Regions from separate parts of the Homo sapiens genome. Here region 1 is linked to region 2. A link is a contact called in ENCODE Hi-C or POLR2A ChIA-PET data. All regions are on one chromosome and are shown on one strand. Each heading gives the region's core, a stretch centred on a gene start or an enhancer-like site at or near the end of the contact. The rest is flanking DNA. Distances are from core to core; before and after follow the strand shown.

Evidence for each region. Hi-C counts contacts between places; a loop is a spot of excess contacts on that map. ChIA-PET counts read pairs that join two places held with the same protein, here RNA polymerase II (POLR2A). Pooled maps may share reads with other maps.
Region 1: a loop to region 2 is called in a pooled map, with 1.8 times the contacts of the local background. The contact joins two enhancer-like sites. A Hi-C loop is called at or near these places in 1 of 168 maps with a recorded cell type or tissue (GM12878), 4 of 37 single-sample maps with no recorded cell type and 11 of 50 pooled maps. POLR2A ChIA-PET finds 5 or more read pairs at or near these places in 4 of 52 experiments (OCI-LY7, Panc1, activated CD4-positive, alpha-beta T cell and 1 more).

What each region holds. Positions count from the first base shown.
Region 1 is chr2:171,305,256-171,309,385 of GRCh38, reverse strand. No RefSeq gene overlaps it. Among named protein-coding and RNA genes, the nearest start is that of METTL8, 130 kb to the left of the region's middle. Within about 2 kb of position 1,570, at least 2 of the 41 ENCODE cell types and tissues checked have a DNase peak (open chromatin) inside an H3K27ac peak, as active enhancers do; they include GM12878, where a contact is called at or near this core.
Region 2 is chr2:171,084,486-171,088,661 of GRCh38, reverse strand. All of the region lies in intron 2 of TLK1 (tousled like kinase 1), which reads left to right. Among named protein-coding and RNA genes, the nearest start is that of TLK1, 74 kb to the left of the region's middle. Within about 2 kb of position 2,266, at least 5 of the 41 ENCODE cell types and tissues checked have a DNase peak (open chromatin) inside an H3K27ac peak, as active enhancers do; they include GM12878, where a contact is called at or near this core.

The DNA.
Region 1 (4,130 bases), core at 321-2,820, 220 kb before region 2:
CCAAGCTTCAATGCACTGAACTACAAATGGAAATAATGCTTACCTGCAGATTGTTGCAAGGACTAAATATAATGCACATCAAATGCTAGGTATGATGCCTGGTGATAACTGGCACTTAATAAGTGGTAATTAATATCATTATTAATATATAATATATAATAGTATATTATATATTTATAAAATATATATATATATATATATATATATATATTTTTTTTTTTTTTTTTTCAAAGGATGACCTGATGGTTAACTTTAGGTGTCAACTTGGCTGGATTAAGAGATACCTGAATAGCTGGTAAAGCATTATTTCTGGAGATTGGTATGTGAGTCAGTGAATTGAGTGGGGAAGATCTGCCCTCAATGTGGGCAACCTGAATAGAATAAGGTAGAGGGAAGGTGAATTTTCTCTCTCTCCTGGAACTGGGACACCCCCTTCTTCTCCTGCCTTTGGACTCCAGGTTATCTGGCCTTTGGACTCTGGAACTTGCACCAGCAGCTGCTTTGGTTTTTAGGCCTTCAGACTGAGAGTTACACTATTGGCTTCCCTGGTGCCGAAGTGTTTGTACTTGGACTGAGCCATGCCACTGGCTTCCGTTGGTCTCCTGTTTGCAGATGGCCTGTCATGGGACTTCTCAGCCTCCATAATTCTGTGAGCCAGTTCCCCTAATAAATCCTCTCTTCTCTTTATCTTTCTCTCGTTCTCTTTCTCGCTGTCTCTCTCTCCCCTATTGGTTCTATCTCTCTAGAGAACCTTGGCTAATACGGATGGTGAACAAGTCTTTGTCTCTTTTGAGGAGGATAAATAATTACAGGATAAATAATTTAAATATTTAATTATTTATATATAATATAAATATATTTAATATAAAATTATTTTTAAATAATTATTTAAATAAATAAATTATTAAATATTAAATAAATATTAAATAAATTAAAATAAATAATTTTTAAATAATTATTTAAAAATAATTAAATTAGCCTTAAGAAACTTGCTAACCGAAAAGTTGAGTTTTCTTATTTAAGAAAGTCATTGCTGTTTCTTTGGCTTATGTTTAATTCAGATAATCAAATGCTTATTAAGCATCTACTGTGTGCCAGAAAGTGTGATGCATACTGAGAATACTGAAATGCAGGTGGCTGATGAAATGAACCCCTGCTCTTTAGATTCCTGCAGTTCAGGATAGATGCCCATTTGTCTGAAATGTGGTAAGCATCTCCTACTTAAATCTTTAGCTCCAACAGACCATCACCATTTGGCCACCATAGTTTCGCCAACCTCAGCATATCAATTGGTATCCGCATTTTTTAGACCCTTTTCAAGAACCTCAGAGAACAAATCTAGCCATGTGCTATACGGCAAAAGCCAAACAAAGCATGTGAAATGGGTCCTTAAGGTATAGCTTTTGTACCATCTACCCTTTGGCATCCAAGGTCGCTTTTAACAATGCTGCCCATAACTCTGTGCAGAATGCCTCCTGCCACAGCATGTAGGACTTCTACTCACAATACCTAGCAGCACCTCTAAGCATCACCACAGTCCATCCAACTGGTCACAATTAAGATAAGATCTGAGCTGCTTTCCGGAGATCTGTAAGATTCTCCAAAATAGGCCAAAGACGGCTATAAAGCCTCACACTATGCATCATTTACTCAAAGCGGTCATCCAAGCATAGAACCTGATCTGACTCACCTTTACCACAGTTATCACCTGATCCTCACATAAACTCAACAAATAGCCCTTTTGGAGTCCAGAAATAAATACCTGCACATATGGTCAAATGATTTTCCATAAGGGTGCCAAAACCATTCAATGGGGAAAGGACAGTTTTTTCAACAGATAACATTGGGAAAACTGGATATCAACTTGCAAGAGAAATTGGACCCCAAATTTATGCCAGATACAAAAATTAAATCAAAATGGATTGAAAACCTAGATGTAGAACCTAAAACTATAAAACTCTTAGAAGAAAACAGAAGAAAAACTTCATGACATTGGGTTTGGCAATAATTTCTTGGATATGACAACGAAAGTACAGACAACAAAAGAAAAAGAAAAGTTGGACTACAACAACATTAAAAAGTTCTGTGCATTAAAGGACACATCAACAGAGTAAAAGGCATCCCACGCAATGGGAGAAAATGTTTGCAAATCATACATCTGATAAGGGTTTAGTATCCAGAATATATGAAGAACTCTTACACCGGGCATGGTGGCTCATGCCTGTAATCCTAGCACTTTGGGAAGCTGAGGTGGGAGGGTTGCTGGAGCCCAGGAGTTCAAGACCAGCTTGGGCAACATAGTGAGACCCCTGTCTCTACAAAAAAAAAAAAAAAAAAAAGAACAAAATTAGCTGAGCATGGCGGTGTGCATCTATAGTCCCAGCTACTTAGGAGGCTGGTGTGGGAGGATCGCTTGGGCCTTGGAGGTCAATACTGCAGTGAGCTGTGATCGCACCACTGCACTCTAGCCAGGGTGACAGAGTGAGATCATGTCTCAAAACAAAAAACAAAACAAAACAAAAAATACTCTCACAACTCAACAATAAAACCCTCAATTTTAAAATGGGCAAAGAACTTGAATAGACATTTCTCAGAAAATGTTATACAAATGGCAATAGCATATAAAAAAATGCTCAATGTCATTAATCATTAGGGAAATGCAAATCAAAACCACAATGGGATACCCCCTCAAACCCATTAGGATGGCTACTACCAAAACCCAGAAAATAATAAATGTTGGCAAAGGTATGGAGAAATTGGAACTCTTGTGCACTGTTGATGGGAATGTAAAATGGTGCAATAGCTATAGAAAACAGTATGGTGGGCCCCCAAAAAATTAAAAATAGAATTATCATGTGATTCAGCAATTCTTAGCATATACCCAAAATAATTGAAAGCATGGACCTGAGGAGATATTTGTACATGCATGTTCATAGTAGCATTTTTCACAGTAGCCAAAAGGTGAAAGTAACCCAAGTGTCTTAGTCCGTTTTGTGTTGCTGTAACGGAATACCTGAGACTGGGTAATTTATAAAGAAAAGAAATGTATTTGGCTCATGGTTCTGGAAACTGGGAAGTCCAAGGGCATGGTACTGGCAAATGCTTGACGTCTGGTGAGAGCCTTCTTGCTGTGCCATTCCATGGTGGAAAGTGGAATGGCAAGAGAGCATGAGAGGGAGAAAAGGAGGTCAAATGAATCCTTTTATCAGGAGCCCACTCGTGTGATAACTGCTTTAATCCATTCATGAGGGGAGAGCCCTCATGACCTACTCACCTCTTAAAGGTCTCAACACTGTTGAATTGGGAATTAAGTTTCCAACCCATGAGCTTGGGGAATACATTCAAAGAATAGCACCAAGTGTCCATCAACAGATGAATGTATAAGCAAAATGTGATATATACATAAAATGGAATATTATTCAGCCTTAAAGAGGAAGGAAATTCTGACACATGCTACAATATGAATGAACCTTGAGGACATCACGCCAAGTGAAATAAGCCAATCACAAAAGGAAAAATATAGTATGATTCCACTTACATGGGGTACCTGGAATAGTCAAATTCATAGAGATGGAAAATAGAATGGTGGTCACCAGGGCTGGGTGACAGGGGGATGGGGAATTGTCACTTAATGGGTACAGAGTTTTAGTTTTGCAAGATGAAAAGGGTTCTATGGATGATATTGATGGGCCCAATATTGATGGTAGCACAACAATGTGAAAGTACTAATGTCACTGAATTGTGCACTTAAAAATAGTTAAGATGGTAAATTTTATTATATGTGCATTTTACCACAATTTTTAAAAAAGCAGCTAGCGGCCAGGTGCAGTGGCTCACGCCTGTAATCCCAGCACTTTGGGAGGTCAAGGCAGGCGGATCACGAGGTCAGGAGTTCAAGACCAGCCTGTCCAATATGGTGAAACCCCGTCTCTACTAAAAATACAAAAATTAGCCGGGCATGGTGGTGCGTGCCTGTAGTCCCAGCTACTCAGGAGGCTGAGGCAGAAGAATTGCTTGAACCCGGGAGGCAGAGGTTGCAGTGAGCCAAGATCCCACCACTGCACTCCAGCCTGGGTGACTGAACGAGACTGTGTCTCAAAAAAGAAAAAAAAAAAAAAGCAGCTAGCCCA
Region 2 (4,176 bases), core at 1,017-3,516:
ACACTCCAATGCCATTCTGATTCCTGATTCTTTGTAAATACTCTATTTGTTCTTCCCTCGAAGCTTTTATTTAGGAGCTTGTGTTTGTCTCTAGAATTTGAAATTATTTATTCTGATGTATCTTGGTTTGGTTTTCTTTAAGCCATTGTGCTTGATTTTTTAAAAATGTGTCTTTCCAATCCAGAAACATGCTTTCCAGTTCTGGAAGAATTTTTTGAGTGATATTGGACTTTGTTCATATCTGTGCATTAGGCACTTAAACACTTACTGGAAACTGTGTAACTGGGCAGGGTTTACTGACTGATGGATGGGTTTTGTTTTTTGGGGTGTTTTTGATACAGGGTCTCAGTCGCTCAGGGTGGAGCGCAGTGGCACTGTCACAGCTCACTGCAGCCTCTATCTCCTGGGCTCAAGTGATCCTCCTACCTTAGCCTCCTGAGTAGCTGGGACTGCTGGTACATGCTACCACATCTGGCTAATTTTTTTTTTCCTCTGTAGGGACAGGGTTTCACCATGTTGCCCAGGCTGGTCTCAAACTCCTGGGCTCAAGCCATCCGTCTACTTCAGCCCCCCAAAGTGCTGGGATTATAGGTGTGAGCCACCATACCCAGCCATGGATGGGTTTTGCAGTAGGATGATCTAGTTAAGTCATTTCTCTGAGGGACTTATAGAATCTCCCAGAGAGAGATTTTTATCATCTCATACCTGTGGAGTAAAAGCTTGGCTGCTAACTTTTTAGAATTGAGAACAAGAAAGGGCCTAAGGGTCTCTTTAGTGTAGACTTTCTACTTAACCTTCTCTGTTTTCTCAGCTGTGCCTTATGCATCTTAGTACAGAGTTCTCCTAGCTCACTATTTCCAGAGTGAAGTTGGCCTCCAGCATTTATGATGACAAGTCAACTGTTACTTTTATCCTTTTTTGTTCTCATGTGTACTTTCTCCAGCTGCTTTCAAGATTGTTTTCTTTATCTTTGGTTTTTCAGCAGTTTGACTATGATGTGCGTAGGTGTGGTTTTCTTTGTAGTTATCCTGCTTGGGAGATTGAGTGAACTTCAATCTGTAAATTAATGTCTTTGCCAAATTTTGGGATTTTTCTGGCTGTCATTTTTTCAAATATTTTTTTCTGCATATTTTTCTCATTTTATGACCCCAGTTACATGTATCTTAGACTGCTTCATGGTGTCCAACAGACACTATTTTTCAATATTTTTTTCTCTGTTCTTTAGTTTGAGTAATTTCTCTTGACCTATCTTCAGTACTCTTTTTCCATTCTTCTGTTAAGCCCATTCAGTAAGTTTTCTATTTTAGAGAGTGAAATTTTCAGTTGTAGAATTTACGTTCAGCTCTTTTTACGGTTTTTATTTGTCTGCTGAAATTTCCAATCTTGTCGTTTGAGCTACTTATATTAGCTGCTTTATGTTATTTATTTGCTGATTCCAAATCTGTGTTACTTCATGATTAGTATCTATTGATTGTCTTTCCTCTTGAGTATGGGTCACTTTTTCTTGTTTCTTCATATGATTACAAATTTTTATTGTATCCTCCACGCTGTGAATGACACATTACAGTGACTTTGGAGACTGTTTTTTGTTTGTTTTTCTTTGTTTTAGGAGGCAGTTAACTTGGCTAGACTGAAATTTAAGCTATGTCTCCCTGCAGAGGGCAGCACTGACATCCCTGCTAGTTGTTTTAGTCTTATCTAGGCTGCTTATCGTCTGCTCCGTTTTTGCATAGATCACTGACCAGCCAAAGAAGTAGGCAGAGTTAATATGCAGAATTTGGGACTCTCCCTTTGTGGATCTTTATTTTCCAGCGTATCCCTCCTTACTTTGCAGCCTCTTTGGAAGCTTGAAACTCTTGTTTTTCAAGCCAGTAAGACTAAAGATTTTGATCTGGGTTTCAACTGCTGTTTGTGCAGCTCTGATCTCCGGGACCTTCCCCTCAGCAAAAGCTGTAAAAACAGGAAACCTACCCAGATCTATTCCCTTCTTCTCCTCTTCTTTTTTTTTCTGTTTTTTTTTTTTGTTTGTTTTTTTTGAGACGGAGTCTTGCTCTGTTGCCCAGGCTGGCATATAGTGGTGCGATCTCTGCTCACTTTAACCTCTGTCTCCCAGATTCAAGCATTTCTCCTGCCTCAGACTCTCTAGTAGCTGGGATTACAGGCATGCGCCATGACGCCTGGCTGTTTTTTGTATTTTTAGTAGAGACGGGGTTTCACTATGTTGGCCAGGCTGGTTTTGAACTTGTGACCTCAAGAAGTCTGCCTGTCTAGGCCTCCCAAAGTGCTGGGATTACAGGCGCGAGCCACTGCACCCAGCCTCTGTTCCCTTCTTCTAAGTGTTGTCTTGTACTTAGATTCTGCCTACTTTTGGTTCAGGTAGTGGCTTTTTTAAATCCTTTTTTTCCAGGATTTATATATAGTTATCTGTAGAAAATAAGGTATTCTGTTTTTACTGGTGGTGGAATCTTATTCATCTACCTACCTACTTATATTTTTATTGTTTGTTTTAAAAGATAAAAATATTTCATGAATTTTTATTGATATTTCCTATTCAAACTCAGGATTATAAGGTTTTTTTCATATGCATCTTTATACTGTGAATTATGAAATTCGAAGATACGAAGCAGAGGATAGAATTGGATATCCCTTAATTATTTTACTTTATTCTGTATTTCACACACATAGCTGTCTCAAAATAACATTAGCACAGTGAACAAAGTGGGTACTGAAAACAATTATTTTGTGTATGCTTTCCATCCCCTAGTTTTAAAAATACTGTACTATTAACTTTGCATGCATTTAGTCATTAAATATTATATCCTCTCCCTTGTCATTATCATTTAATCTTGATCAACAATAAGTCATATTATTGCTTGCCTTCAGTTCTTAGACTGGTAAACTATTCATTTTGGTTGTCTTAAGCTTGTTCTGTAGTAGATTCTTTAGGAAGGGCTCATGGGAGCAGGGTTCCCTAATTGCTTGCATTTTTGGTAACCGTTTATCTATGCTTTCCATGTGTTTAAAATGGATTTTACTGAATATAAAACACTTTGCTTTTATTTTCTTTCCTTGAATAGCTTATGTCACTCCATTTTTGTCTGGCATAAAGTGTTTGCCTTTGATGTTCGCTTTCTGGGTTGTTATTCCTAGGTGTGCATGGTGCTCTGTCAGTAGTTTCAATTTTTTTAATTGAACATTTAAAAAACAACAACTGACAACAAGAGACTGACAACTGAAAATGTCAGAGACATTTTTTTTTCTTTTTTTTTTTGAGATGGAGTTTTGTTCTTGTTGCCCAGGCTGGAGTGCAATGGTGTGATCTTGGCTCGCTGCAACCTCTGCCTCCCAGATTCAAGTGATTCTCCTGCCTCAGCCTCCCAAGTATCTGGGAATTACAGGTGTGCACCATCACGCCTGGCTAATTTTGTATTTTTAGTAGAGACAGGGTTTCACCATGTTGGTCAGGCTGGTCTCGAACTCCTGACCTCAGGTGATCTGCCCGCCTCCGCCTCCCAAAGTGCTGGGATTACAGGCATGAGCCACTGTGCCCAGCCATCAGAGACATTTTCTTGAATTACAGTTTTTACTATTTTCTGGCTTTAGTAGTTTTTAGGGTCTTCTGTTATCTGTATATTGATCTTTGTTGCTTCATCATCAGCTGTAGCTTACTCTCAAATACTTTTCATCTCTTCATTTCTTTTGATTTCAAAAATGTCCCTGTTTTTTGCCTTCTGGTTATCTTAAAGCATTATCTACTGTATATATTTGCTCTTGGGTTCATTCAGATATACTTTTTATTTCTGAAACTTTTATTTTTAATGCTTTCTTGAGTTCTGTTACCTTATTTCCGAGTTTTTTGAAATCTGATTTATATAGTTGTTTCATGTCTTGAGTCCTTTTTGTAATATCTCTTAGTTCATTTTAAAATAGTAGGTTACAATTTTTACCTATTTTGTGGATGTGTGTTCCTGGTATGCTTTTATTATCTGGATGTTATTCTGTATCTTACTTTATTTTTTCTTATACCTTTATGACCTGCATAATTTTCTTTTGCCTACTTTCATGTGAAATTGGATTTCCTGAACACTTAAATGGTTGGTGTGGTTCAGGATGGCTTTTCTTACAGGGCTTTCTCTACTGCTGTTTTTAGGCACGCTTCAAAACTGTGGCATTTGC